Linked DNA regions of Homo sapiens: all the other regions are linked to region 2. A link is a loop called in an ENCODE intact Hi-C map of the cell type or tissue named here. Cell type or tissue: mammary epithelial cell. All regions are shown on one strand. Region 1 holds the start of MAP7D2 (MAP7 domain containing 2). Region 2 overlaps MAP7D2 (MAP7 domain containing 2). Region 3 overlaps SH3KBP1 (SH3 domain containing kinase binding protein 1). Region 4 overlaps SH3KBP1 (SH3 domain containing kinase binding protein 1). Region 5 overlaps SH3KBP1 (SH3 domain containing kinase binding protein 1). Region 6 has its middle 18 kb from the start of SH3KBP1. Region 7 overlaps EIF1AX (eukaryotic translation initiation factor 1A X-linked).

The links. Hi-C counts contacts between places; a loop is a spot of excess contacts. Peaks named below come from ENCODE experiments on the same cell type or tissue, not always from the same donor. Only the 100,000 strongest peaks of a DNase experiment are listed, where the experiment ranks them.
Region 1: it touches region 2 in a loop (3-fold over the local background); 2 of 110 quality-filtered maps call a loop at or near these places.
Region 3: it touches region 2 in a loop (11-fold over the local background); 9 of 110 quality-filtered maps call a loop at or near these places.
Region 4: a loop joins it to region 2, with 21 times the contacts of the local background. A loop is called at or near these places in 14 of 110 quality-filtered maps.
Region 5: a loop joins it to region 2, with 19 times the contacts of the local background. A loop is called at or near these places in 12 of 110 quality-filtered maps.
Region 6: it touches region 2 in a loop (8-fold over the local background); 39 of 110 quality-filtered maps call a loop at or near these places.
Region 7: a loop joins it to region 2, with 5 times the contacts of the local background. A loop is called at or near these places in 2 of 110 quality-filtered maps.

What each region holds. Positions count from the first base shown.
Region 1 is chrX:20,116,388-20,120,387 of GRCh38, reverse strand. It overlaps MAP7D2 (MAP7 domain containing 2), which reads left to right and starts at 3,481. Exons shown (of 17, transcript NM_001168465.2): 1 at 3,481-3,638. The coding sequence starts at 3,509. In mammary epithelial cell, no CTCF peak of the experiment used is centred here; a DNase peak (open chromatin) is centred at 1,767; H3K4me3 peaks cover 786 bases.
Region 2 is chrX:20,065,072-20,069,071 of GRCh38, reverse strand. All of the region lies in intron 1 of MAP7D2 (MAP7 domain containing 2), which reads left to right. Among named protein-coding and RNA genes, the nearest start is that of MAP7D2, 50 kb to the left of the region's middle. In mammary epithelial cell, a CTCF peak has its summit at 1,698 (motif pointing right); DNase peaks (open chromatin) are centred at 1,221 and 1,691; H3K27ac peaks cover 408 bases.
Region 3 is chrX:19,592,349-19,596,348 of GRCh38, reverse strand. It overlaps SH3KBP1 (SH3 domain containing kinase binding protein 1), which reads left to right. Exons shown (of 18, transcript NM_031892.3): 10 at 1,349-1,400. Among named protein-coding and RNA genes, the nearest start is that of MAP3K15, 79 kb to the right of the region's middle. In mammary epithelial cell, a CTCF peak has its summit at 2,473 (motif pointing left); no DNase peak of the experiment used is centred here.
Region 4 is chrX:19,543,114-19,547,113 of GRCh38, reverse strand. SH3KBP1 (SH3 domain containing kinase binding protein 1) reads left to right here. Exons shown (of 18, transcript NM_031892.3): 15 at 1,064-1,192. Among named protein-coding and RNA genes, the nearest start is that of MAP3K15, 30 kb to the right of the region's middle. In mammary epithelial cell, a CTCF peak has its summit at 2,220 (motif pointing left); no DNase peak of the experiment used is centred here.
Region 5 is chrX:19,738,040-19,742,039 of GRCh38, reverse strand. All of the region lies in intron 3 of SH3KBP1 (SH3 domain containing kinase binding protein 1), which reads left to right. Among named protein-coding and RNA genes, the nearest start is that of SH3KBP1, 150 kb to the left of the region's middle. In mammary epithelial cell, a CTCF peak has its summit at 2,181 (motif pointing left); a DNase peak (open chromatin) is centred at 2,179.
Region 6 is chrX:19,903,440-19,907,439 of GRCh38, reverse strand. No RefSeq gene overlaps it. Among named protein-coding and RNA genes, the nearest start is that of SH3KBP1, 18 kb to the right of the region's middle. In mammary epithelial cell, a CTCF peak has its summit at 2,474; a DNase peak (open chromatin) is centred at 2,429.
Region 7 is chrX:20,125,978-20,129,977 of GRCh38, reverse strand. It overlaps EIF1AX (eukaryotic translation initiation factor 1A X-linked), which reads left to right. Exons shown (of 7, transcript NM_001412.4): 7 at 1,667-4,000. The coding sequence ends at 1,672. Among named protein-coding and RNA genes, the nearest start is that of MAP7D2, 11 kb to the right of the region's middle. In mammary epithelial cell, a CTCF peak has its summit at 2,356 (motif pointing right); no DNase peak of the experiment used is centred here.

The sequences.
Region 1 (4,000 bases), 51 kb before region 2:
TTCCCCATATTGGTCAGGCTGGTCTCAACTCCCGACCACAGGTGATCTGGCCGCCTCAGCCTCTCAAAGTGCTGGGACTACAGGGGTGAGCCACTGCGCCCGGCCATGCTATAGATTTTTATAGGAAGTTAGTGTAGTGGGAAAAGCACGGAAAACTCGAAAGTCATTTTTTTTAAAAGCTTAAATAGAAATTACACTATTGGATATTCTGTCATAATGTCGAAAATGTCAATTTTCTCCAAATTAACCTCTGACTTCAATATAATTACATTTAGTATTACAGCAGGCCTTGGTGGGAGATTGCAAAAACATCCTAAAATATATTCATGTGGAAATACTGAATTTCAAAGAATTCTAGAAACACTGCTAAGAGGGAATTCAACAAATAAATTGCACCCTAAGCCATAGTAGTGAATAATAGATGCAGTAACAGGAAGATCAGAATAGATAGCTCAGAAGCTATCTCACCTACTATGGAAATTAGGTACTTGATTTTTTAAAAAGTGGCTTCAAAAATTACTGGGGAAAGGATAGGTAAGCAGGTAGTGCTGACCAAACTACACTTCGGAGAGAAAAGTGGATTTGGCTCTTTACCTCACCCTATACAGAAAAATTGCTTAAGAGTAAAGCATTTTTTACTTTTTTTTTTTTTTTTTTTTTTTTTTACGTTTTTTACTATAAGCATGAGGGCAATGGGGAGTATCTTGGGACTAGGGAAGTTCGTATTAAGACTTCTTAAAATGCAAACCATAAGGTGAAAAATTTATGGATTTTATCACTTCGTAATCATTATGAGATCAGATCAAGCAAGAACCATCAATGGATGCTAAATCTAGAGAGAATTTTTGACGAAGAGTAAGTACCTGCATAGCCTTAAGGTGCCTCACCACAGTGCATTTTGCAAGAGGAAAACTACCTCTAAGGTGGAGGAACAGCCAATGGAGAGAAAATTACTGTATCCATGTGAAACTTAAGTTGGTAGTCAACTCTAGTATGTGTAACAGAACATTCATAATCTTAGGAAATACACATGGAAGTATTTGTAATGTAACTTTCAAAAACAGTTGATAAAAAATAGGGCAATATTGTAAATGGAGTAAACATGTTAATAGGATTTTGTCATAAAAATTAAGGAAAATTTTACCAATCTTAAAAAGCTTAGTTGGCTAGGATAAAATATTTGCAACATTTAAACCAGAAATTATCTAGAATACAAGAAACTCCTGGAAATCAACCAGAGTAGCCCAGTGGAAAGGTGGGCAAGGATTGAACAGGGAATTTACAGAAGGGTAAACCAGATAGAATGGCTAATCATTTTGTGTAGATTGAGAACAATGCCAAGAGAGGAAAAACAAATAGAATGATAGCTTTTATGCAGTGTCATTTATATACAATTAAAATACATGCGTATCTTCAAAACAGTATTTCAAAATTGCAGCTGCAAAGATATCAGAGGAGGTGTTTATAATTAGGGAGAGGAATGGAAAGTAAAAGGACCCCAAAAATAGAATAAAAGTAGAGAGGGATGCTACACACACATGTCCATGAGCTCAAGAGTTGGATGAATTGAACTCACCAAAGGTCCCTAAGATAAGGGAGGAGAAAGTGACAGCTCCCACGCTCTTAATTTGGCTTAATCTCAATGTGTTCGAGTTTTCATTACAGCTCAGGGTACCAGCCCCCACCTGCTCACTTTCCTACTCATTTATGTTTAAACTTCCTGGCTTTCTCACCACACTTGAACCCTACTCCCGGCACACCTTTGGGCGTGTCAGGAACACGTTCATCACAAACATTTTTTGTGCCACAAAGGGACTTTCCCAGCTTTGGCCAAGAGTACAGGTGCCCATTCCTGAGAGTTTCAGCTTCACATTAAAAAAAAAAAAATGAGACATAATTAAGGGACCATAAAATTCACCCGCTTAAAATGTACAATTCAATAGTTTTTAGTATACTTAGTTGTGCACTCATCATAATCCTAGAATATTTTCATCCAAAAAAGAAAACCTGTACCCATTATTCAGCTTCATTTTTAATCGTGTATATCTCCCCCCAGGAGTGGTAATAAAACTTTCAGGCTGGTCACCTTCCAACGAGAAAAAACATGCAGCCTGGGGCTCCATGGGAACGGGTTATCACTTGGCAGGCCTGGGTAAACAAAAGGCTTGAGCCGGCCCTGCCAAGATGTCTTTTTCAATGTTTTTGAAAAGATAATAAATGTGCATGGCAGTGGTAAAAGTGCCTACTTAGGAGGCAACCCGTTTAGCAGTTTCTTGTGTGTCTTCTCGGAGAGATCCTCCTCAGAGGTTTTTTGTTTTATTTTGCTTTTGAGACAAGGTCTCTGTCGCCCAGGCTGGAGTGCAGTGGCGTGATCACTGCAGTCTCGACCTCCCGGGCTCAAGCGATCTTCCCGCCTCAGCCTCCCAAGTAGCTGGGACCACAGATGAGTCGCCATGCCCAGCTAATTTTTAAAATTTTTTTGTAGAGACGGGGGTCTCGAACTCCTTAGCTCAATCAATCCGCCCGCGTCAGCCTCCCGAAGTGTTGGGATTACAGGCGGGAGCCACCACACCCGGCATCGCGGAGGTTTCAGTCAGCATTATTTACGCCTCAGGAGAAGAGGAACCAAATTGGCTGCGGAGTAGGGTGTCGTTGAAAGGCCTAGGTCGGCCTACGGCGCGTGCCGCTGCCTCTTAGTTGAAGATCGACCCCAATAGCTTGCTGCTGTCCCTCTCTGGGTGACCGCACGCTGAGGGTGGGGCGTCACTAAACACTGATTACCCGTGCGCCTCGAAAACTGGAACCTAACTATGCATGGAGGGCGGGTCCTCTGGCGTCTGCACAGATGTCACTGGCCCAACTGGCACCCACCTGGGGGCCTAGCCAGAAATTGTTCCCAAGGCTGCATTGCTGAGTTTGCATGCAGACACCCAGTGAGTGTAAGCGTGTGCGTGCTGAGTGAGCACGTGTGTGCGCGTTATGTGCTCTGTGTTCACACATTGAGTGAGGATGTGTGTGCACGGTGTCTGAGAAACTGCACCCTACATCTACACACGCTTTGAGTGTGTATCTGCTACTGTGAGAAGATGCATTTACGCTGGGTGTGCACGTTGTGTGTGCATGTTGCATGTAAGCATCGTATGAAGAACTGTGTGCGTACGCACGCCTTCTGTGTGTGCACTGTGTACAGCAGCGTGTAAGGACGCGTGCACGCCCGTACGCGCTGTGTGAGGACTGTTGTGCACATTGCATGCACACGCTACAAGCGCGCGCCGCGTGAGAACCGGTGCGCCTATCGCACGTGCACGCCCTGCGTGCGCTGTGCGTGGAAGCGGTGCGCCTATCGCACGTGCACGCCTTGCGTGCGCTGTGCGTGGTAACCGGTGCGCTTATCGCACGTGCACGCCCTGCGCGCGTGCTGCGTGAGGACGCGTGCGCATGCGGACGCGCGCGGGTTCGGTGCGGCGCGGCGGGCTTGGCAGTGCGCCTGTGCGGCCGGCGCATCCCGATGGAGCGCGGCGGCGGCGGCTCCGGGACGGGATCCCGGCCTGAGGGGACTGCGCGGGGAACCTCTCTCCCAGGGAAGATCGCAGAACCGGGCGCGGTGCGGACCTCTCAGCCCAACTACCGGCCTCAAGGTATTATCCCCAGAGTGTGGCGGGCGCCCGAGGGCTTCGGGTTCCTGTGGGGGGGCGGGCCCGGCGGCCCAGGGCAAAGGTCCTCGAGCGTGGGGGGAAGGGGCACGGCGCAGAGCTGAGATAAACGCCCTTTCCCTGGCCCAGGATCGTCCGGACGTGCATCCAAGGGCCGCACCCCTCTCTGTGCGAGTGGCGGGGTTCTTTCTTGGGGCGACCTGGGTGAGTGGGTACACATGGGGGGTGGCTTAGGGTGGGCGGCAGGTGTGTTTGGGATGGAGGTGCCTGAGGGGGTGCTGCGGGTCCAGTCCCCGTCCTCGAGGAGCAGCCGGCATGGGGGTCGTTAGGATAAACCGAGCGGGGTT
Region 2 (4,000 bases):
ACACTGCTGATAAAGACATATCCAAGACTGGGAAGAAAAGGAGGTTTAATTGGACTTAGAGTTCCAAATGGCTGGGGAGGCCTCAGAATCATGGAGGGAGGCGAAAGGCATTTCTTACATGGCAGCGGCAAGAGAAAATGAGGAAGATGCAAACGCAGAAATAAAATCATCAGATCTCGTGAGACTTATTCACTACCATGAGAACAGTATGGGGAATACTGCCCCCATGATTGAAATTATCTCCCACCAGTTCCCTCCCACAACACCTGGGAATTATGGGAGTACAATTCAAGATGAGATTTGGGTGGGGACACAGAGCCAAACCATATCAAGCATTACTTCTTGGATACACTGTGTCTTTAGAGGGCATCTCCTGGTGTTAGTGTTCACAGTAATCTACCTCAATTCCTCTGGTTTAAATCTGGCTGTGTTTTGGTAATAACTGGTTTATTTGTTAGAGGCCATGGTTTGTGCTCCAGCCCTCCTTACCTCGGAATGAGCTCAAGGGCTTTTTGACAGCCTTTGGGAGAAACATGTAGAGTCAGAAGGTGGAAGCTGGAGATGAGTTAATTTGGCTTCTCTTGGAATGGATATTCTCAAAATGTTTGCTCAACAATTAAGCAGAAGAAGCAGATGCTGTGTGGAAGAAGCTTTACTCATCCAGTAAATCTCAATCCCGACTGAACTCAGACTTCCTTATCCACATGTGCCCCAGAGCAGCTAGACGTGCAGAGAGAGAATCACAGGAGGGAGCTGCCAGGCTTCTCACTGCAGGGTGGTAACCGCCAGCCACATGTGGCTATTAAGCGCCTAAAGTGTGCCCAGTGTGACTAAAGAACTGAACTGTAACTGTACTTAATTTTGATATGAAATTTAAATAGCCATGTATAGCTCATGGCTACCAAATGAACACAGAGATTCCACATTGCCCATGTTGGGCTGTTTGAGTCACTCCACCCCTTTCAGTGGGATAAAACTGAATTTAAAAAAGAAAGAGACGGCCATGCATTGTGGCATGAGCAAGGAGAGGCCTTACAGCTTCCCCCAGGGTCCTCTGTAACCCCTTCCCCACCCAGCATCAGCCCTAAAACATTGCTGAGCAAACATTTTCAAACCACTAGTGTGAGGAGGAAGCTGCTAATTAGCCTGCCTGGACAGGAGCCACATCTGTGTCCAGCTGGGCCAGCGCTTGGCTCACAGTACTGCTTACTTCATACTGCTCTAATGAGTCACACTTGACTTCTCTTTAGATTTGCAAGCTCATTCTTGGGGCCAGGTTAAGATTTGTTCCCTGCATGCATCACTTCGTTACAGCACTAAGACTAAGGTGTTACATTTCTTCCCGTGCCAGGGAAGCAGCACAGAAAAGCGGTAACTGAGAATGTGGGTCCTTTCCGCCAGATGTGAGAGATTAGGAAAAAAAAATTTAATGGTTTTTAAAGTGGGTCCTGAAGCCAGTTTCTTGCATTGGAATCTGGCTTCAAGTGCCTCTGTTTCTACACCTGTAAGACAAGGATCATCACAGCACCTCTGTCATCATAGGGTGGTTGGGCTGAGAAAGTCTGAGCAGTGCACTTTGTCCTTGGGAACTGCTCAGTTATTACCTCTTATTATGATGATGCTGGTGATGATGACTGTGAGCATGATAATAAAGATTTTCTGGAAAGATGATTTGAAGGTGTGACTCTCATGTGTGTCCATGAGAGGGCAGCCTAAAATCATGCATGTCTGTGGAACAAGCAGCCTCTGTAAAGCCTCAAGGTAATGTGGGCAGTTTCAAGTGTGTTTGGCCCTTTTTCTTCTCTGTTTTTCTTTTTTCCCTCTGTTTGAAGAGCGCTTTCAGCCATTTTCAGGCTTACTTTAGATACGGAGCAGGCCCATGAACACCTAGAGGGCAGCATGGGCAGTACAGAGCTAGGTTCAGGCCCTGCCTGGGTGGGTGAGTTTGTGTAGGTGCCAATGAGAGCGTCTGTCTAGGCGTCCTAGGCTTTTCTTTGTAACTTTTCACACAGAACTAATTCTTATTAATCAGACTCTTGAGGTAGACACTAGAACCTGACTGTGTTTAGAGAAAAAAGAAACTTGATTTTCTATGCTTGTTCCCCTTCCACTAACTTCACACCTGCCTCTGAGCATTGTGTGCATGCATTGGTGCCACCATGTAAGGGGACAGTGGCCGGAGCTGTATAGACCCAGAGTTGCATCAGCCACACATGGCTCTGGAACACACCAGGGGAGACTGAGTTACAGAGAGAGCAGAATAAGAGTCCTCAAACCATGTGGGAGCACAGAGCATCATAGGGCTGGGGGACAGTGGGGGTCTTGAAGATGGGCAGGGTTTAAACAGATGGAGCAGGGTAGAATAAAGGATGGCATGAGCTAGAAGGTGCATGGGAGAAAGGGCAGTGCTGAGGTAAAGTTGGGAAAAGAGTTTGGAGTCAGATTGCGGGGTGGCTGGAATGAGCTGAGGAGTTGGCCTTTAAATTTTTGATGACGTTCATATTGTTGATAGTGTCATAATGATTAAGAGATGACCAAAAACAAAATGAAGAATGGCACTTGGATTTTTCTAGTACTTATCTCATTTTAATATCCCTGATATTTAATCTAGGCTGCAAAACCAGATGTATGTGGGGAATCATGACAATCCAGTGTTTGTCACGCCATCCCCCTTCCTCATTCCCACTGCCTACACTGTGGGCCAGGCCTTCAGGCCTCCCTCCTGGACAGCAGCAGGAACCTCCTTAGAAGAAGCACAGGTTGCTGTGGCAGCAAGGCACACTATGATGCCAACTTGTGATGCTCCCAGAGAGGAAGGCACAGATGCTGGGGAAGTGAACCTGGTTATATTAACATGAAAGCTGACTTCTAAAGAATGGTGTGCTTCTTTGGGAGGCCGAGGCGGGTGGATCATGAGGTCAGGAGATCGAGACCATCCTGGCTAACAAGGTGAAACCCCGTCTCTACTAAAAATACAAAAAATTAGCCGGGCGCGGTGGCGGGCGCCTGTAGTCCCAGCTACTCGGGAGGCTGAGGCAGGAGAATGGCGTGAACCCGGGAAGCGGAGCTTGCAGTGAGCCGAGATTGCACCACTGCAGTCCGCAGTCCGGCCTGGGCGACAGAGCGAGACTCCGTCTCAAAAAAAAAAAAAAAAGAATGGTGTGCTTAAATATTATATACATAATATACTGGGTCCAGTTGTAACAGAGTGCAGTAAATTATTTGTAATCCTAAAATGATCATGAAGATCCATTTAATCTTTTGTTTAGAAAGCCCTTTAGGGTTCTGCAGGGGTTGGTTGGAGATGAAAAGCTCCAGGGATATTTCTCAGACATTTTCGGGGAAGTTGTCATTTGTTCCATCTTATTTGTTGTAGATATTTGGATGATTCTAAGATACTAAGATTGACATTGGCACAAACTTGGCAGAACCAAAATTGAACTTGAGTGTTGTCTTTCATAGTGCTCACCCAAGGAGCTCATACGTTGGCTCCTTTCAGAAAGTAGGCCGGGCATGGTGGCTCACACCTGTAATCCCAGCACTTTGGGAGGCCAAGGTGGGCGAATCATCTGAGGTCAGGAGTTTGAGACTAGCCTGGCCAACATGATGAAACCCCATCTCTACTAAAAATACAAAAATTAGCCATGCGTGGTTGCACGCACCTGTAATCCCAGCTACTCGAGAGGCTGAGGCAGGAGAATCGCTTGAACCTGGGAGGCAGAGGTTGCAGTGAGCCAAGGTCGCGCCACCGCATTCCAGCCCAGGCGACAGAGTGAGACTCTGTCTCAAAAAAAAAAAAAAAAAAAAGTAAAATGTTCAGTGTCTGTGTAATGAGCAGTATTCAAAATTTTGTCCATTTTTGTGCTTCTCCTCTCCCCCAGGTGGTCCTGCTTCAGGCTTGGGAGCCTGACTAGACGAGGCCTAGTGGGCTTCTCTGCACACTGCCAGGCCCGTCTGTCACTTACTGTACTTTCTGACCCCTTGTCTGCCTGGGGGCAAA
Region 3 (4,000 bases), 470 kb after region 2:
CGTACATTGCTTTTTTAGACATGCTATCACACACTGAATAAGCTACAGTAGAGCATAAACATAACTTTTATGTGCACCAGGAAACCAAAAAAATTCCTGTGACTCGCTTTATTGCAGTGGTCTAAAACCGAGTTTGCGTTATCTCTGAGGTATGCCTGTACTCTGATTCCGAGGTAAAGGAAGGTTAACTGGCAGAACTTCACTGATACTTTTGTTAGGTAAACACACATCTGTCCCCAGGATAATTAACACAACGACAGAGAAGGGAGGAAGAAAAAGAGTTAGTAGAGAGCTAGAAGGGGCTGGCAAAAGGGGAAAGAATAATGTGAGATCATGAGGCAGAAACACATCCATCCCATGGAGGACCTGTGTGTAAGGGCAGGTGGCCCTTAGAGCAGCTTTCTTTATTTTAATAAAGTATATTTCTCTGCACTCATAGAGACAATACAGAAAAACATTAAGAATGACACACACACGTGTGCGCACACATATGCACCCAGAATCAGAGATCACTGCTTCCCCCTAACACAGCTGTCTGAGAACAGTGCCCTGGCTGGATTTTTTGGCCATGGAATAATTTTCCAAGTCCAGCCTGATCATCTCTCTCCCACAGTCAATCCTAGGTGGCAAGAAAATGCTGGCTACTCTGGAACCAGTTCAGGGATGAATGCCATTGATTGCACTGCTACCTCCATCACCTACAGAGTGACAGCATGTGAGAAAAACAAATCACGGCTGATATGCAAAAAAAAAAAAAACAAACCAAAAAACAACAACAAAAAAAATCCCTCTCTGTTCCAGTTTATCACATGTACAATGAGTCTGTGGGGTGTCTAACAAATGGCCTGCCAGCCTCGGTGTAGAAAGGGGCAGAAGGCTTGCAACCTGATGTGGCTGCAGTGGGCCCTCAGCCTGCATTTTGTTGAGAGTCCTACATCCAGAGCAGATTCAATTTTGAATCTTTACAGTGACTCTTTTCGAATGCATGGTTATTCAGCAGATTAAATCTTAATTGCAAATGCAGCTTCAGCGTAGGAGTACCATTGTGCTTGCTGGTTTCAGGCCATTTTTGCTGAGCCGTGCTTTTCCAGAAGGCTGTTACAAATTTAGAAAGGGGGAAATGGCGTTTCATTTGTCGATTGGAGTTTTGTTTTGCCGACTGGATTTATTTTAGTGTTTGTTTAGAGGTGCCAAAAACTGACGTCCCTGGAGAGAGAATTGCTCAATTTTTTTGGAGAGGTTCTCTAAATTGTCCAAACTGCACATAGAAAACAATGTCTGTGGTCCTTCTGTGAGAGGACAGGCTTGCCAACAATCTCATGTGGTATAATTTTTATTAATTTTTCAGAGACCCAAGAAGCCACCGCCTCCATCCGCTCCTGTCATCAAACAAGGGGCAGGTAATGTACCTTTCAGTTCCATCAAATAAAATATGCGTCTTTCTTTTTGCATATATTCAAATCATCCTCAGTGTAGAGTTCGGGATTCCTGGTTCAAGTGCCATAGATTGACTACTTGGGAAGTTACGATTTGGTCTCAGCAGGCAGGTTTTAAAGATACTTCTGTTTTTCCTAAAAGATAAACATACCATTAAAATGTGACCCTGATATAGTGTAAAAATCTAGGCTCCCAATGAGAATGATCAGAAAGAATTAAAACAAACAAACAAACAAACAAAAAAAACAAGTTTGGGTTTTTTTAAGTAAACAGCTTTTGAGGAGAAAAGAACTGAATTGCCCTGTTTCTCATGTGCCCAGTTGAAGGTCAGCTTAGGGAAGATTGTTTCCCACAGGTCATAGCATTGTTGTGCGTATATAGTGTTGCTGAATTTTCGATATCTGTCCCATGTGGTTAACCAAAATTTGTACTGACTTCACTTACCCCTCAACAAAAAGATGTTTTTCTAGCAATAAATACTTTTCCTTATGATTCTTGTTTAATTTTGAAGAGTCTAATTCACTTTTTTTCTGTGTAGTTCAGATATTCAGGTTGAATAATATAGGAAGAATTGATGTTGAACATTTGGTAGCTTGTTTCACACTGGATTCTCATATATAAAAAGATATTTCATATTTCCCGGTAGAACTCCTCTTTATAATAGTTAAAATTAATTATAGGGAAAAATTCCTCCATGAGTTATTAGTTAAGTAGCATTTTAAAAAATTAACAACTAAAATAGAAGAGAAAGGGTATTTTTAGTTCTACACATTCACAATTATATTTCTATAACAGTTAAATTATGAATAAATTTCAAGATTGGTTTATTTATAAACTTATTAAGAAGTGATTTTTAAGTTCTTTTGGCCCACCAAGTTAAGAGGAAAAACTTGACCCCAAATTCCTTTCCCATTCCCTTTGGCATAGTTGAGAATTATTAGAGATTAAGTCCTGAAATGGGATGTTAATTACATCTTTTGCTCCGCCCCCATCCTTGTTTGCATTGAGCAGTTTCATTTTGCCACCTAGTGGTTCTGCCCATATATTTTATTGTGCTGAAATTGAAGCAAGCTATTTATTTACTTTTCTCTGAAGACCCCTTTCCCTGTAGGCCTTGGTAATTGATCAGAGACCGTGGAGATTAGTTGAGGAGTCCAAGGCTCAGGCAGTCTAGAATGTAGCTAAGATTGGATTCTTCAGTATAATAGGATTGTCAGTTCTTTCTGTGTCTCTAGGAATGATACCGACTTCATTATTGTTAGGTGAGTAGATTGTAGCATGGTAGGCAAATTCTTACCCTTTTAAAACAATTTTACCAAAGTTTATGATGGGTCTCTGTGGGGCAAAGCAGGATGGCATTTAATGTTTATAGATTACTGCTCATTTATCCTGCCTGAATGATCGTGGGAACTGCTTTGTAATGGGGAGATAGATATTCATATTTTCTCCCTCGTCAACTTTCCTTGCGTTTGATTATTTTACCAAAAAAAAATCAGATATGAAATTGACAGAAATGAGATGTGGTGATTAATTTGTAGTGAGTCATTAAGAGGAATTAAGTAAAGGATGTGTTTGGTGGATATTTTTTTTAACTTCTTTTGTTCTCTGAGGTTGTGTAATTGAGATTTCTAGTACCAAGCACCCATCTTTGGAACTGGTCATGTAAAGAGTTTGTTAAGAACTCAGCCCAGTCCATACATAAGAGGAGTACTTTTGACTGGTTTGTGCTTTAGCTATTTCTCAAGTGCTCTTACATGCCTGAGGCCACTGGCACCAATGAGGAAACCCCAGGTAAGGGAGCAGCTGCAGTCCATGTGGGTAAAGGCTAAGTGCTAAGTGGTACATTTGAAAAAATGTAATACTTGAAGGACCCCAAATTTGGTGGCATAAAACAACAGCCTTCTTATGTTCATGGATTCTGTGGGTCAAGAACAGACCATGGCTGGGCTGGCTTGTCTCTGCTCCGTCATATCTGGGACCTCAGCTGGGAATACTGAACTAGCTGAAGCTGGAGGATCCACTTTGAAGATGAATGTTTCCCTCACGTGTCTGGCTCCCCTTGGCAAGGGTGCCTGGAAGGCTGGGCTCAGCTGGGGCTATAGGCTGGAGCATCTGTATGTGGCCTCTCCAGGGTAGTTGACTTCTTACATGGAAGTTCAGTATTCCAGCAAATAAAGCATAAACTACAGGGACTTTTATGACTCAGCTTTGGAAGTTATGTGGTATCATTCCTGCCACTGATTGAAGCAGTCACAGGCCCACCCACATTCCTGGCAAGGGGATGTAGACCTCACCTCTTACTGGGAGGAGTATCAGGTAATTCCAGGCCCTGTTTTAAAATGGCTACAAAATGGGATCCAGATTCCTATGAAACCCCCTTTTTTTGGTAGAACACAACATTCAGTGGCCCCTTATTTGTAAAGTTTGATAATTGACATTTATTTATACACATTCTCCACCCCCACCCGGTGATTTCCTGTGACTATATTGATGCCTAAGGAAATCAGGCTTAAATATCAGAAAATATTATTAGTGGTATTCTTGTAAATTAAGGATACATAGG
Region 4 (4,000 bases), 520 kb after region 2:
GTGCAATGTCAATGGCTCACTGCACCCTCGACCTCCGGGGCTCAAGTGATCCTTCCACCTCAGCCTCCCGAGTAGCTGGGACTCCAGGTGCACACCACCATGCCTGGCCAATTTTTGTATTTTTCGTAGAGATAGAGTTTCGCCATGTTGCCCAGGCTGGTCCCAAATTCCTGGGCTCAAGAGATCCTCCCGCCTCATAATCCCCGTGTTGGGATTACGGTCGTGAGCCACTGTGTCTGGCCTCATCTGGCTTTTTTATCTTTATAGTGATCTTCACAGTGAGGCAGAAAGAACAGGGGTGTCGTCCTATATTTTACCAAAAGATGCTGCCATTCTGTAAATATACTATAGCCATACAGACTCCAAAATGAATGTTGACTGTCAGCAATAATGAGGGCAGAGATTTAGCAGCAGGTACCAAAGGAGATATGAGCTTGTTGCACTAGCGAGCAGGGCTGTGCTCTCAAGCTGAGGAAACACTGGTCACTGGACCACAAGCCTGGTGAGCCCTTATCCCTGGAAATGGTTTTCTCTCAGACACATCCTTTAGGGCACTTCCGTATGCAGCAGATTTAGTGATCATGGAAAAGGTCAAGGAAAAGGAAGAGGAGGGAATGGAGGAGAGGCAGATTAGAGCAGCCTCTTGTTGACCTGTGTGTTCTTCCCTGGTAGACTGTCAGCCCTGTGAGGGCAGGCATCCTGTGTGGCATGTCACTAAGTCTGCAGTACAAGCTCACTGCAGCTTTTGCACATGGTAGCAAATGTTTAGAGGAAGGAGCAGGAAAGGATGGACGATGGATGCTTGCAAGGATGAAGTGATTGATGGACATCAGTGGCAAGATCCCTGGTTTAGGAAACCTTGCTTCTTAGTCGCAGTTCTGCCACTAATCAGCTATGTGACTTGAGCGCGTGCATAACAGCACACTTTTTTGCCTCACAGGGTTATCGTGAGAAGACAAAATAGCAGTGTCGAGTGCTTTTAAAGCATACAGCATTATATTAACGAAAGTGGTGTCAGCTAAGGTGTAATTCTGACAAAAGCATTTTCTTTTGGCTTTATCAGTCATCCCTTTCAAGCCCTGATATCTTCGACTCCCCAAGTCCCGAAGAGGATAAGGAGGAACACATTTCACTTGCGCACAGAGGAGTGGACGCGTCAAAGAAAACTTCCAAGACTGTTACCATATCCCAAGTGAGTCACCAGCCATGGCGAGGGTGTCCCTGTCATTTCATGCATGTGCTAATGATGGGTTATAAACCAAACAAAGATACACAAACAGTGCAGGTGTTTGTCATTCTTCAGTGACAGCGATTCTGTTACTCATCAAAATCCCCAAGGCATGTTGCAGTCTCCGAAACTAGGCAGAATCCCTGAGATACAAGTTCAGTTGTTTATTTCCCATGTTGTTCTCTTGTGGTTTGATCTCCTCTTCATACCATCACACACACGTTCACAAATACCTTCACACACTACCACCATCACCACAACCAGAACAATTTAAAAAGCCGTGAGACGTCTAGAGAGAAGACATTAAATATATTAAATGCTGTGCCCTCTGCCCACAGATCTTGTCTTTTATGTTCAAAGCTGGTCACAAATTATAGTTGGAAGATCATAAATATAAATAACTAATGTGGTCTCTTAAAGAAAATTGATTTGGAGTCACATTCTATGATAAATTTATAGTCTAAAAACACTTTAATTTTATTCCATGCCCAGAGAGTAGTATAGATACTTTATTAGTTTATGAGAAACAAGGAAGACATTTAACTTTTAGCTACTGCATGTAACTTTTGAGGAGCATCTTGTACAAATTCTCTCCCTGTGAATACGAACCAAGATTTTAAAATTCCATTTTCTCCCACTAAGAAAACCAAGTCAATTGGAATTATTTTCTCTGAATATTAGCAACTTCTTTCTGTCTAAAAGCAGAAAACTATAGTCACTTGAAGCAGGAATAGCACAAAGAAATCAAAGGTTACCGTGGAATTTTCCTTCTCCATAGATTTAAGAATTTACATGTATAGATTTTCTTAAAAATCTGATACAGTAAGCAAAACGTGATCCTATACAACAGATCAGTTGTAATTATTCACAAAACCAAAGCATTCTTTCTTTATAAAAGGATTCCATCTGCAGAAGTTGGATTTAGACCCGTTTTTTCTGGTGACCATAGGTATAGTTTCATTTGACATCCCTGGGGTGTCTCTACAGTGACATCTACTGGTGGACAGTGGGTTTTCGTGGTTCTGATGTACACAGTTGTATCCCATTAGCCTATTTCTCTTCCCCGGAGTTGTCATGTTGTGCTCTTCAGTGCTTCTAGAAATTCCACTTGAACTAATTTGATCAGGGAGGGTGGTGGCCTATACTCTGTGAGGGCTTTAAAATTGCTCAGTAGCCGAAATGGGCCGGGAGAGCGTGTCATATAGGAAATGCCAAGAGAAGCATTGATTCAAGAAGTGTCTGGAAGTCAGTCAGTGCAAAGGCACTGGTGGGTCACAGGAGTATGGGAGGTCCGCAAGGATGCAGGATGGGCAACAGGAAAAGGCATAAGCCCAGGAATAGATGACAAGCAAAGGAGAGGACAGGAGAGTGCGAATCTTCAGACTCAGGCAGCCACAGTCACAGTGCTGGACTTGAGGGATCCAGTTGATAGGGAATTGATCCCCTGTTCTGCCAGTTATTACCTATGAGTCTTGGGGAACTACTCAGCCACTTCTCTAAGCCTCAGTTTTCTGCTTGGTAAAATGCTTGTGCCAACCGATCGTTGCTCAAATTGTCTAGCCGGTGTCCGGCATGTGATCATTGCTCCAGAAATGTCAGTTCCTCTTCCCTCTTACTCTGACTCCTACTAATGATAAAGCACAGGCTGGCGGAGCGCTATTCCTGGCAGCAGAGAGCACTTTTCCTCAATGGTAACTTGGCAGAAAAAAGGCGAGCAGAGAGGCTGGGAATGATGGCCCATCTGCTTTTGGCTTTCTCTGCCCAGTCTCTCCCTCTAGCACAGCCTGAATCCAGACTCTGCCTCCTCGCCATGCCAGCCAAGCCCCTTTTGGCTCCTGCGCTGGGGTAGCCTGCTGGGTACCTGCTGCTGGAGGGAGCCTCACGGCCGCGTTGCCAAGCTTCACCACCAGCCTCTACTTCTGCCCTGCTGCTCATCGCCCCCGCCTCCCAACATCCTGTCCCACTCTTTTCCCTCCTCGCCACCTGCCTCCCAGCTCCCTTGTTGGTGCCTTCTCCCCCAGGGGCCTACTGGGCACCCCTCTTCTCTCTCGCCCATGACTGTCCTTCTTCCTCGGCCCTCCTGGCCTCCTCAGGACACTTCTCCATCAGGCCTCCCCCGCCAGTCTCCTCCACCTTCAGCCTGGCCCTTCACTGGCTCTTTCTCTCAGCGTATCATGCAGCTTAGGGTCTCCCCAGTCCTGGAAAGTGAACAGAACCCTTCCCTGATCCCACCTCCCCCTGAGGCTTCCGCATGAGCATGCTCCCTCTCTCCTGTCTTCCTGCCTCAACCAAGTTTCTGGAAAGAGAGTCCTAAACTTTCAGGCCACACCTTCACCTCCCATCCAGGTGGTCATCTGCCAGGAGCAGCTTTCTGTCTCCCTGGCTCCACCAAGTGGACTCCACCCAGTTTTCCTCTCAGCACCCTTCACCCACGCATGCAACCACTTCGTTCCTTCTGGACTCTCCTCCAGGCCTGTCTTCTGCTTCATCCCCTCTTCCTCCCCTCTTTCCCAGTCACTAAGGGCTCCTAAAATCCAATGTGTCAAAAACGGAAATCATTATCTGATTCTTCAGTCTGCTGTTTCTCCCATGAAAGGTACAATCTCGATGCCTGGTGTGTGCACCACACCCGTGGTCCCTGATCTGTCCTTCCTCCTCCACCCTCTGCATCCTGTCCAGGACCACATCTCCCTGCTCACAAGGCGTCTGTTCCATGAGGGCAGGGTCTCCATCCTCCTGGCCCACTCCTGCCCCCAGCACTGGGAACAATGC
Region 5 (4,000 bases), 330 kb after region 2:
AAGTATCCAGGCTGTCATCAATACCCTGCTGGCCCGTGTGAGGACCAGGTTCCATCTCAGGGTTCTCGTTTGCACTGTTAACAGTGCATGCAGAGAAGATGTATCTCTGCCTCTCTCTGAACCTCTCCTGTTGCCTGGAATTTTGGACATTGTTCCTTCCTCACTTTTTGGTAGACACCCATGAACATTCAATAGTACATGTTTAGTGCATGCCCACTATGCATCTGCCCTTGTGCTTGGTGATGGGGCAGATAAAGACTGGAAAAACACCAGCCAGTCCTGCCTGCAAGTAACTCAGTCTGTTGTATCCCTTGGGAAACGTTGAGAAAGTGCTGCACGTTTCTTATATCATTTTGATGGCAAGGTGGGGATGTGTCTTGTATTTACTTCTGTCATTCTGAATGTGAAGCCACTCCGTGGGTTTCTGGTTGGCTTTATATGTCCTTGTTTCTATTTCCAGTTTATCATGAATTCAGTGTTTGGTAAGTCTCTATTGTATTTTGCACATTTACTATTTTTTGCTATATTATTATGCTCTCCTGATACAAAATGTATTTTATAGTTACCTTTTTAAGTCGCTCTGCTACTTTGGCATCTGCCTTCCCAAAGATAAACTGCTTTTACCATCTTTATTTAAGGTTTTTTATGCATTTGCATTTTACTGCCCCTTCCAGAGATTAATGCTGAAAGATCTGACGGTTTAAAAGATGTTATTTGTAACAGGTCTAGCTCTGATGCTACGAGGTGAGATCGTCTGTCTCATGAGATTCAAGTTAAGATGGGGGAGGGTTGCTCTCTGAATTGATATGTGGGTATGACTGATTGTAGAACATTGCTCTGTGGGTTCATTTCTGGTGTGTTTAATCCTTCAGACGGGTTCCATTCAAAAGTTTTCCTTAACAGAGGGATCAACGGCTGCTCTTCCTCTGGTGACACACTGTTGCTTTAAAAGTTAGTGCAGAAGTTCTTCCACATTAATATGGACCTCGTGTTTGCCACATGGAAGGGCTCTCCAGTTTGGTCTGCTACCTGTAGCTGTCAGAAGAATGTTGCTTAATGTTTACCTTTCTTCTCATAGTTTCAGCACTGGTCATTCCAAGCCCTAAACAGATCTAAGTGACTGCCCGTCCTTTCCCCACTTCCCCTGAAGGGGAAACGTTTTTTCTAGCTTTTAGTGTGAGGGCCTGGAATGCTTCTCATGGCGCCAAGGCGGTGGCGTGGATCTTGATAGGCCGTGAGCTCTTTGGCAGAAATGAAACTGTTAACAAAGGATGGAAAGAAGTATGTCCTTAGTAAAGAAAATGTCAACCTCTTTGGTTTGCCAGTGGTTTGTTGTTTAAGGTAAATGTGAGATCTGGGGGTTTGTTTGTAGAGATGAGACTTTGTTTCTTTCAAATTTTCTATTGGAGAAATAAATGTGAATTCTTGCCAGTTAACTGGGAATCTGAAAATGTGCCATTTGGGGTCAGACTTTTCTTTGAGTTTCAAGATTGCCTGTTTATTTGACTTAAGGAGCTGGTGTTTATGGACAGATAGAATAAGAGTTAACAGAAGACATTACTGTTGTGTAGAAGCTCTTGGCTATCACCTGAGCTGGTCTTTCCCAGGGGAAATGAAAATCTGGCGATCTGGCAGTGAATGGGGATAGATATGATACATAGTCATTCAGTAATATATACGTCTGTGTGAATGTATCTGTATACGCATCTATAGTCTTATTTTCCAGTGGGCCTTCATTCTCAAAAGCTCTGGAGTCAAGAGCCTTTAAAGAAGTCTTTTAAACTAACTGATCCCTGACTGCATTTCTGGCAAGTTTTATTGGGACACTGCGTTGTTAGCACCAGCAATTGATGTTGGAGTGTGTGTTACCCTTTTTCATGTTATTTTCTGAACCTATTGAGCCTAGAGTGAGGGGTGGTGAAATGCATGGTAAGAACTACATAGGAGGGTATAGCCATCATGTTGCGATTATGTGTGGGTCATTGATAAAATCGGTTTTTAGATTTTTTTTTCTGTTATGTTTAATCTCCTTTCTATCTCTGTGTCTTCTGATTTCAAGGCATTAACACTAATGAGTCTCCCATGGGTTAGTCATGGGTTTAAGACTCCCGCCATACTCCTGCTGGTGTCCGCCCAAATCCACCCAGAGGACAAGCCATGAAGTGGGTTTGTGGTGGTGGCTCCACCTGGTGGCTCTCCTAGGAAACTCCTCTTTCTGCCCACCTTTTCCTTCTCCTTGGGAGAATCTTGATGGAGGATGCCTTTGATTCCTCTGACTCAGTGTTCACTATTTGTGCAGTTCCATCCCAGACCCACGGCTTCTCACATTACTTATGGATTTTTTTAGCCCTTTTGCTTTTTCGCCTAAGAATTGCTCTTTGAACTCATATAATCTGTGTCCTGATCCTTGTTCTATCTGTGATACCCCTATGGACCAGGATTATTGTTAATGAGGATTAAAAAAAAAAAAGGACTCCCATAGGCATGACTCTAGATATAGATATTAATTTGGACAAAATAAAGAATCACACTGAAATCCCTGTAGGTATGTATGCCAAAATCTCCTGCCTAATAGCTCCAAGTACCCTTATCTACTTCTTCTTCACTTTTTGTTGAACCCATTTTTCCTCAAAGGAGCAATATTTTATTACCAATGTTGTTTTCAATTGTCAGCAGGTGGCGAAAGTAAAAAGCCAACTAACTTTTTGGCTTCATTGTTGTTTCATTATTGTTTGTGAATTCTCTACAGGCAGCCCCCTTCTTGCCTGGGCACAGACTGCCCCCGCTTGGTATGTCACTGAGCATAAGTATTTTTGATAAATAAAAATGTCTTTTATTCTCATTATTTTTCAGTTTTTAGTTGTTGATAATATTGCAGATATGACTTATTTTAGCTGCATTGTGGGTCAGTCTGGGAACTTAATCACCATTTATAACTTTGCTTCTATGGGAATAATGCATTCAGAGTTCCAAACTCTCTGCATAAGGCACATATAAGTCTTTTTTTTTTTTTTTTTTTTTTTTTCTTGGAGGCAGAGTCTCGCTCTATCCCCTAGGCTGGAGTACAGTGGCATGATCTCGGCTCACTGCAACTTTCGCCTCCCGGGTTCAAGCCATTCTCCTGCCTCAGCCTCCTGAGTAGCTGGGACTACAGGCACCTGCCACCATGCCCGGCCAATTTTTGTATTTTTAGTAGAGACGGGATTTCGCCATGTTGGTCAGGCTGGTCTTGAACTCCTGACCTCAAGTCATCCCCCAGCCTCGGCCTCCCAAAGTGCTGGGATTACAGGCGTGAGCCACTGTGCCTGGCCAAGTCTGACTTCTTTTTTTTTTTTTTTTTTTTTTGCATTGCTGACATGAATCCTTAAGTACCTTTGTAAAAGTCAGAGTCCGTATAATCGGTGCCCACTGAAGTTTGCTCATGTTGCAGAGGAGTTTATAATTCACACAGTATAGAATGCTGGAACTGTGCAAGCTCCACACAGTACACTAGGCTCTGAGGATAGCTTTGGGTTCAATCACATTGCACCATTGTATATGGTGCTTATTTTCACAAGGCCTGAGTTGGATCTTAGTGTGCCCACGTTTGTATGAGGCATGTCGTGAAAGTGGGTCCTATTGTATATTTCCATCTACTAGTGACGAGACCTTGCACCAAGCGTGACATGCTCAGATAGAAACCAGCCCAGCATTTCTCAGTGTGTGTTGTATGGAATTATAGCCCTTCTGACTATTCCACAAAGGAGGGATGCGGGGAGAGACAGGCAGACAAGCGGGGAGAGAAAATTGCCTCTCTCGTCAAATTTCAGCTGCAGCACTAACACCATCTTGGAGACTGACAAGCACATTAGCATAGTACAGGCTCTCAGATGGCCTATGGTAAGGAGACCTGCTTATCTTTGATCATGGAACTGCATGTTATTGGATACTAGTTAAGACTCCACTTTGGGATATGTTGGGCTTTAAGATACAGGACAAGGAGCTCTGTAAGCATCCCCAA
Region 6 (4,000 bases), 160 kb after region 2:
CTCATGCCTGTAATCCCAGCACTTTGGGAGGCTGAGGTGGGTGGATCACCTGAGGCCAGGAGTTCGAGACCATCCTGGACAACATGGAGAAACACCGTCTCTACTAAAAATACAAAAAAAAAAAAAAAAAATTAGCTGGGCGTGGTGGCTCATGCCTGTAATCCCAGCTACTTGGGAAGCTGAGGCAGGAGGATCACTGGAACCCAGAAGGTGGAGGTTGCAGTGAGGTGAGATCACACCACTGCACTCCAGCCTGGGTGACAGAGTGAGACTCTGTCTCAAAAAAAAAAAGTCTCCAATTCCATCCAGGTTGCTACGAATGCCATTATTTCATTCCTTTTTCGTTATTTCATTCCTTTTTATGACTCAGTAGTATTCCATTGTGTGTGTGTGTGTGTGTGTGTGTGTGTGTGTGTGTGTACCACATTTTCTTCATCCACTCGTTGACTGATGGGCATTTGAGCTGGTTCCATATTTTTGCAATTGCAAATTGTGATATGCACCTATCATTTCTTTTTAGCACTTCTTTGCTCTGATGCATAACAAAATGTTTTGGTCTTTATCTTGGACATTCCCTGCCCCAGGCTTGAAATCATTCATTTTTCTAAGGAGTCCTGGTTCCTTTTAGTGGGGGATGGTATTAGAGTCCAAGACTTGGGCCCTAGTGCCCATTGCTACTGGAGTGTCTTTGCTTATAAGCATTTTCAGCAGCCATATCTAGGAAACACACACACACACATACATGCATATATATACATATTTTAGAAATGATGAGGTCACACTGGCACCTACCATCCATCTCCATAGGATTCTTCCTTGCCTTCTCCTGTTTGATATTTGTATGTCCCTTCCTCCACAGTGAGAACCCTGGCTCCCAACATCAAACGATTTAATCATTTGCTCAATCCCATAATACATCTAAAGTAGTTTCGGAATTGCTTCACTTATACCACAGCAGGAAACAAACCTACTAAAAATAGTTCAGGATTTGTTTGCGGTTCTTCAGTGCCATGCCCCAAAGACAGAAGGTATATGGACAAATACTGTGTACATAAATTACTTGCATTAGTCTCCTCCACTCCTACCCCTGTGATATGGTCATGTTCTTCATTAGAAATACAGTTGTTTTTTCCAACTTGTTTTCAGTGGTAGCTCTCCCCACCATCCATGTTTATTTGATTTGATTTTTTTCAATATGTAGAACATTAACATACTTCCTCAAATCAAACTATACCAAAAGGTATGCTCAGGGAAGTGTCACTTCCTCCTGTATTCCTTCAATACTATTCCTTCCCACTCCTTGTAGGTGACCAACTTCGGGTTTCTCATTCCTGTGTATTTTTTGGTATAGACAAGCAGATATATGTATGTTTTCTTATTCCGCCCCCCCTCCCCGTTTTTTTCCATATACAGAAAGCAGCATCTTCTATATTCTCTTTTGCACTTTGCTTTTTTCACTTAAGAAATCTTGGAAATTGTTCCATACCAGTTTGTGCGATTGTCTTTTTTTTTTGACACGGAGTCTTGCTCTGTCGCCCAGGCTGGAGTGCAGTGGCACAATCTTGGCTCACTGCAACCTCCACCTCCTGGGTTCAAGCGATTCTCCTGCCTGGGCCTCCCAAGTAGCTAGGATTACAGGCGCCTGCCACCACACCCAGCTAATTTTGTATTTTTAGTAGAGAGAGGGTTTCACCATGTTAGCCAGGCTGGTCTCAAACTCTTGACCTCAGGTGATCTGCCTGCCTTGGCCTTCCAAAGTGCTGGGATTATGGGCGTGAGCCACCATGCCTGGCCTCATTCTTCCTTATAGCTGCATAGTACTCCACTGTGTAGCTGTTATCATAACTTATTCAACCACACTCTTATATTTGGACATTTAGGTAGTTTGACATTTTGCAATTACAAATCATGCTGTAATCAATAACCTTGTGCATATTTATTTTCATATTGTTGGAAGTGAATCTTCAGAGTAAATTCCAAAAAAAAAAAAAAAAAAGTGAGATTGCTGGGCCGAAGGGTAAAATGTATATGGAATGTTGTTAGATATTGCCAGCCCTTCTCCATGGGAGTTGGACCAGGGTGCATTTCCCCCAGCAGTGGATGAGAGTGCCACTTACCCCACAGTCTGGCCAGCAGTGTATTGACAAGCTTTTGAATTTTGCCAATCTGACCCATGAAAAATGATATCTCAGCATTTCAACCTGAGCTATTTTAATTTCAAACGCTAGAAAAAAGTCCTGGTTACAGTGTGATTGTCAGGTATTGAAACAGATTTTATAGACTCTCAACTTGGTATTCTCTAGAAAACTCTCTGGAAACAGTTTTCACCCTAGGAAAATTTTAGCATACATCCCACCCAACTGGATGGGGATGACTTCTGAACCGCTCTAACTGGTTTTTCTGCAATTTGGTCTCTTCCTGTTCATGTTTTAGCAGGTGGGGACTCTTCTAAAGCTTTCTTGCCCCACCTATTGGGCAAGAAGGGGAATTGAGCTGCCTTTCTAAAATACTGCCTAGAAACCAGATGACATGCAGCGCCCGCCAAGATGTTCTGGCCTCATAGACCTTAGTTCAAAACAAGAATCTAAAGAGAACACGATATGTAGATTTATAGCAATGGCTCCAACATACTTCTAGAACATGTATACCTAAACCACATTCTGGAGAGCGTTAGTTAATAAAGATAGTTGACATATTTTTTCTTAGCCGTTCTAACTCCTACATGTGTAAATTTTGGTGACAGCTGCTTGCTGCAGTTAGCCCCTAAGGTCTCAGATGCTCATTTTAAAAAGTTACTTCTTTACACGAAATGGAAGTAATTATTTTCTGGTTATGAGTAATGCATGCTTGATACGGGAAAGAAATCCTAGAAAATATGGGAAAGTATAAAGAAGAACATTAAAATGACCTGTATGCCTACTACTCAGTGGTAAGCATGGTTAACAGTTTGGTCTTAGTCCTTGTGTTCAGGCACAGTGGCTCACGCCTGTAATCCCAGCACTTTGGGAGGCTGAGGAGGGGGAGGATCATTTGAGTCCAGGAGTTTGAGACCAGCCTGGGCAACATAGTGAGACCCTGTCTCTACAAAACATTAGAAAAAAAAATTAGCTGGGCATGGTGGTGCGCACCTGTGGTCCCAGCTATTCAGAAGGCTGAGGTGGGAGGATCACTTGAACCCAGGAGGTCAAGGCTGCAGTGAACCGTGATCATACCACTCCAGCTTGGGCGACACAGTGAGACCCTGTCTCTGGAGAAAAAAATCCTTGTGTACTTTTGGCACATATATACCCACTTTGCATGCACACACATACACTTTTCTACTCTGTTTCTGTCTCTATATATGTATATATACACATATAGGTGTACATACCTACATATACAAAAATGCTCATTTTTCATCCGGGTGTGGTGGCACACCTGTAGTCCCACCTACTCTGGAGCCTGAGATGGGAGGATTGCTTGAGCCTGGTAAGGAGGTTGAGGTTGCAGTGAACCATGATCATGCCACTGCACTCCAGCCTGGGCGACAGAGCAAGACCCTGTCTCAGAAACAAAAAACAAAAAACTCATTTTCCTACACATTATACATGCACACTTTGTAAACAAAAATTGAATAGTTGTTGGCCAGGTGCAGTGGCCCATGCCTCTAATCCCAGCACTTTGGGAGGCTGAGGCAGGTGGATCACTTGAGCCCAGGAGTTTGAGACCAGCCTGGGTGACATGGCAAAACCCTGTCTCTACCAAAAATACAAAAAAATTAGTTGGATGTGGTGATGTGCGCCTGTAGTCCCAGCTACTTGGGAGGCTGAGGTGGGAGAATCGCTTGAGCCTGGGAGGTGGAGCTTGCAGTGAGCCAAGATTGCGCCACTGCACTCCAGCCTGGTGACAGAGCCAGACCCTGTCAAAAAAAAAAAAAAATTGAATGGTTGTTAACATACCATTTTGTAATTTGCTGTTGTCACTTTTTCCATTCATTAAAAAGCCCTATGGCCATGCACAG
Region 7 (4,000 bases), 61 kb before region 2:
GAAAAGGTCAGTGTTTGCATTGGCAATATTAACGCCAGCCACTCTAATCATAACTTGTTTAATTAAGAGTCTCTAAAGAGATAGCCATTAAGAAATTTAGTGGACAGTTGAAAAATAGATCTTATCAAAGGAACATGCCTTTTTAATTGAAATATTAGTGTGTTGAAAGAATCTTGTTTGAACCAGCTTGATATGAAGCATTGGAATTACAACATACACTGAAAGCCTTGTCAAAATGGAAGCCTATTGCCAATTATGGTATTTTTAGCTGTTGGGTGTGTACTGTTGGCAAACTCTTGGTTTGCAGTTGGTATGTTTATTTTGAGGAAAATGGATTGTCTTTCCTAATAATAAAGTAGTAATGCCCATAAGTGTAAATGCTTTACTGCACTTCTGCTGTTACTGTAATTGAATGAAATTCAAACTTAATCTTTTGGCAGTATAAATTTATTTAGTGATTAGGGTGTTACTCTTAAATCTGTTTTGGGCTCTTCTTTTCAAACCTCTTTTAACTAAAATGTAGTTCAGAAACCACCTGTGTATTTCAACCCAAAAACAATAATAAGTCAGATGTGGTGGTATGCACCCATAGTCCCAGCTACTCAGGAGACTGATAGGGGAGGATCACCTGAGCCCAGGAGTTCAAGACCAGCCTGGGTAACATAGCCAGACTTTGTCTCTACATAAATAACATAATAACGTTAAATTTGATGCAAAGATGGAATTTCGGAATACCTAGAGCAGTTGTTCCTGACCAAGAATACTCACACTGTGAGTTAAATTACTAATATTATAGACATTTTAACATGTACACAAAAATAGGAAGTGAGAAATAAACATGTTGTTCTGTTATTTTCTTAATTTTGGAGACCCTGAGCCAAGAGGAGTCTTACGACTAAACTGTTACTAATATTTTGACAATAGAATTAACAATTCTATTCTTTGGTAAATAAGAGCTTGCAGCTGACATGTGGATTAAGCGCCAACCCAAACATTTTGACATCTGAGCAGGGGTAGAAGGCCTCTTTAAAAAAAAAAAAAAATTAAGGAACCTAACCAGAGAACATGCATGGATATGAAGCCGCATGCACCAAGATAATGGGTTGAGAATCTAGGCGTGGTCAAGATTTTCTCAGTAAAAATTTCTGGATCTGGGCCAACGCCTCCTCAGAACTGGACCCAGCTGGCTGGCTGGAAAAGGGATGGTAAAGAGTGATTATTAAAGGAGTTCTCTTGAACATTTTGTAAAAGTTGGCTCTGTCACCTGAGAACCCTACTCTTTGAGACATTTCTCCAGGTGGTTTATAGATGTTTTAACTATAACCAGATTGACTCAGGAGAATTAGGTCAGTATCACACTGAACGGGATCAATCATATCATGCTTCCTGTGTCTGCTCCCATCCATGAGATACAAAAATCTCAAATTACAAGCATTAAAGGAAGGAGACAGTAAATTTTATTAAGAATATTTTGCATAACATGTAACATTACAAAGGAGATCATCACGATTTACTTATAGCAGGCCAGAATTATAGGAATTTCTTCTTCAAACTGGATTTGTTTCTCACATAGCCTAAGGAGGTGAAAGTCTCCCTTATATATGGAGTAGACTGTTGGAATATAAGAATTCTTTTTCCTTTCATCTGATGTTCTTTTCCCTTCCAGATCTAAATTGAACTCAACATTTTACATTCCATCTTTTCTGAAGATTGTCCTACAATTTGGATTTTGATCATGACAAAGAAGATTAAAATTTCATTAGCATGAATGCAATTTGTTAAAGCAGACTGATTTGTTTCTAAGATATTTTTGGTTTTTTTAAAACTGATAATAATGCTGAATTATCTTAAGTGAGATGTTAAGCCCACTTTGTTCTTTTAATGTAATGGAGCTTATGGGTAGAAGACCATGTCTACTAATTACAAAAAAAAAAAAAAACCATGCATTGCTGCTTTTCCTACCACTTCCAGTAAGAAAATGGGTGTTTTGAAGAAATCATTTGCCTTGTCCTCACGGAATCTGATTAAGCCCTGGCCTCTTGATTGTATAGAGTCATTGTGTATATTCCAGTTACCTAGATATTCCCTTGAGATTTTGATACAATTTGAGGGAGGCAGAAGTCTGCAGTTGAAGAAAAAAAATAAGTCTGTTTGTCATATTTAAGTAGCCTGTGGCTATTTTTATACTGATTTTGATATCATGTTCTTTTCATAGTCGTATTTTGCCACCGTAAACATAAAAAAAAAAAAAAAGATTTCCAAAATGCCGTTTTCAGAACCTGGGTTTTAATAGCAGTATTGAATTTGTAAGCTTAGTAGTTGCAGAAATTGAACACTAGGTGGCACTCAGTTATCTTAACAGGGGAAGTACTGATACAATTGTTGACTTTTCTTTTACTATGTGTAAGAAATACCCCAAACATGAAAAGATTGTTTTGATCATATGCATGTATGTAGAATATTTTTGCAGAGCAGAAAGATTATGTTAGAAGTGTGATTTTTATTTTCAGAAGTCATATACATGTAAGCTACAATTTTGAGTGCTTTATAAACACTTAAGATATATATATAAATTTTAATTTCATAGCAACTTGTAAAAAATAAAATACTTGTTGAAAAGCCTTTTTCAACATATCCCTAAGCTAAGGGAAGAGGAAGGAATAACAACTCAGTGAAAAGATGGTCTCCAGTTTCTGAATGAAAAAGCTACAGCTGAGAAATAAAATAAAATGTCATGCTGCAGAATATGTTATACCCTTATTTTGTGTTAAGGATATATTTTATTATGTGAATGGTTTTGTTTTTGTTTTTTGTTTTTGTTTTTTGCTTGTATTGGGAATTAGCTTTACTGGTAACTTCCTTATTTAGTTTTTAGTGGTCAACTCTAATAAAATGAAACTAGGGCTGAGCTAGTTAGCCCTCACTAGCCAAACTGAAACTCTATGCAACATTAAAAGAAGAGATCCATCATGTAGCTTGTGACACTTTTATTTTATTAGTCACCGGGGAACTTTTCAGTGATGAAAATACACAGGGTAATAAACCTTCACATGGCTTCAAAAGGAAAACAAGCAAATCTTCTCTAATCTACTCTTACTATAATTTCCTAAGTGTACACCAAACTCTGGATTTAAAAATCTGAAGTACTATAGAACATTAAGTTGAAGAATGGAAATTAAGAGTACGTATTCATGGTTTATATTTCTTATTCTATGGAGTTCGTGAACACATCTAGGTGGAATGCATCTGAGACTAAGGGCTGGTTTTTAATCCTCATAAGAAACCAGCCTTGAAGAATTAACAATTCTCTTCATTGGTATTCTAAACCTCCTAAGATATTTAGGCTTCTGTACATAAAAGTGTTTTTGCTAAATTTACAGTATATATAGATCCTTTCATATTATTTTACTAAGAATGTTTGAACTTTGCATATTTGATATAGTTCCTGGTAGGAATAGCACAGCTCAAACATTAGTTTTTCTACTTACCTCCTCTAACACGTGGTTTGTCTGGAGAGTTTCTAAAAATTCAGCTATAACCCCAGTTCATGTATTTACTGGTGATTGTTCTTGCTGAGGTAGTAACAGCCCAATCTTGGGCTGTTAAATCCTAGGAAATCTCGAATCATAGTGATTAAAATAGTTGGGGTAAAGTTGTAGCTTATATGCAATACTACTTGGAGGAATTCTTCTACTAATTTGTATTTAATGTGGAAATTGTATAGTTTCATTGATTTAATCATAAATAATGGAAATGGTCTCCAAGAAGTTTTATTTTTCATTTTTTTGCTTATACACTCTGATTCCTATAATACAGTGCTATAAGCTATGCACAGAAAATAAAATGTTTGAAATCCAAGAATAATGGTTCTTACTGCTAAGAGGGAGTAATAGTTATTACTAATGATTTTGATTGGGTTGCATTTTTGTTGCAATGTTTATTCCACTTGCAGTTAGAATATGAATATGTTTTATCACTAGTGTGGCTAAATAACCAAACA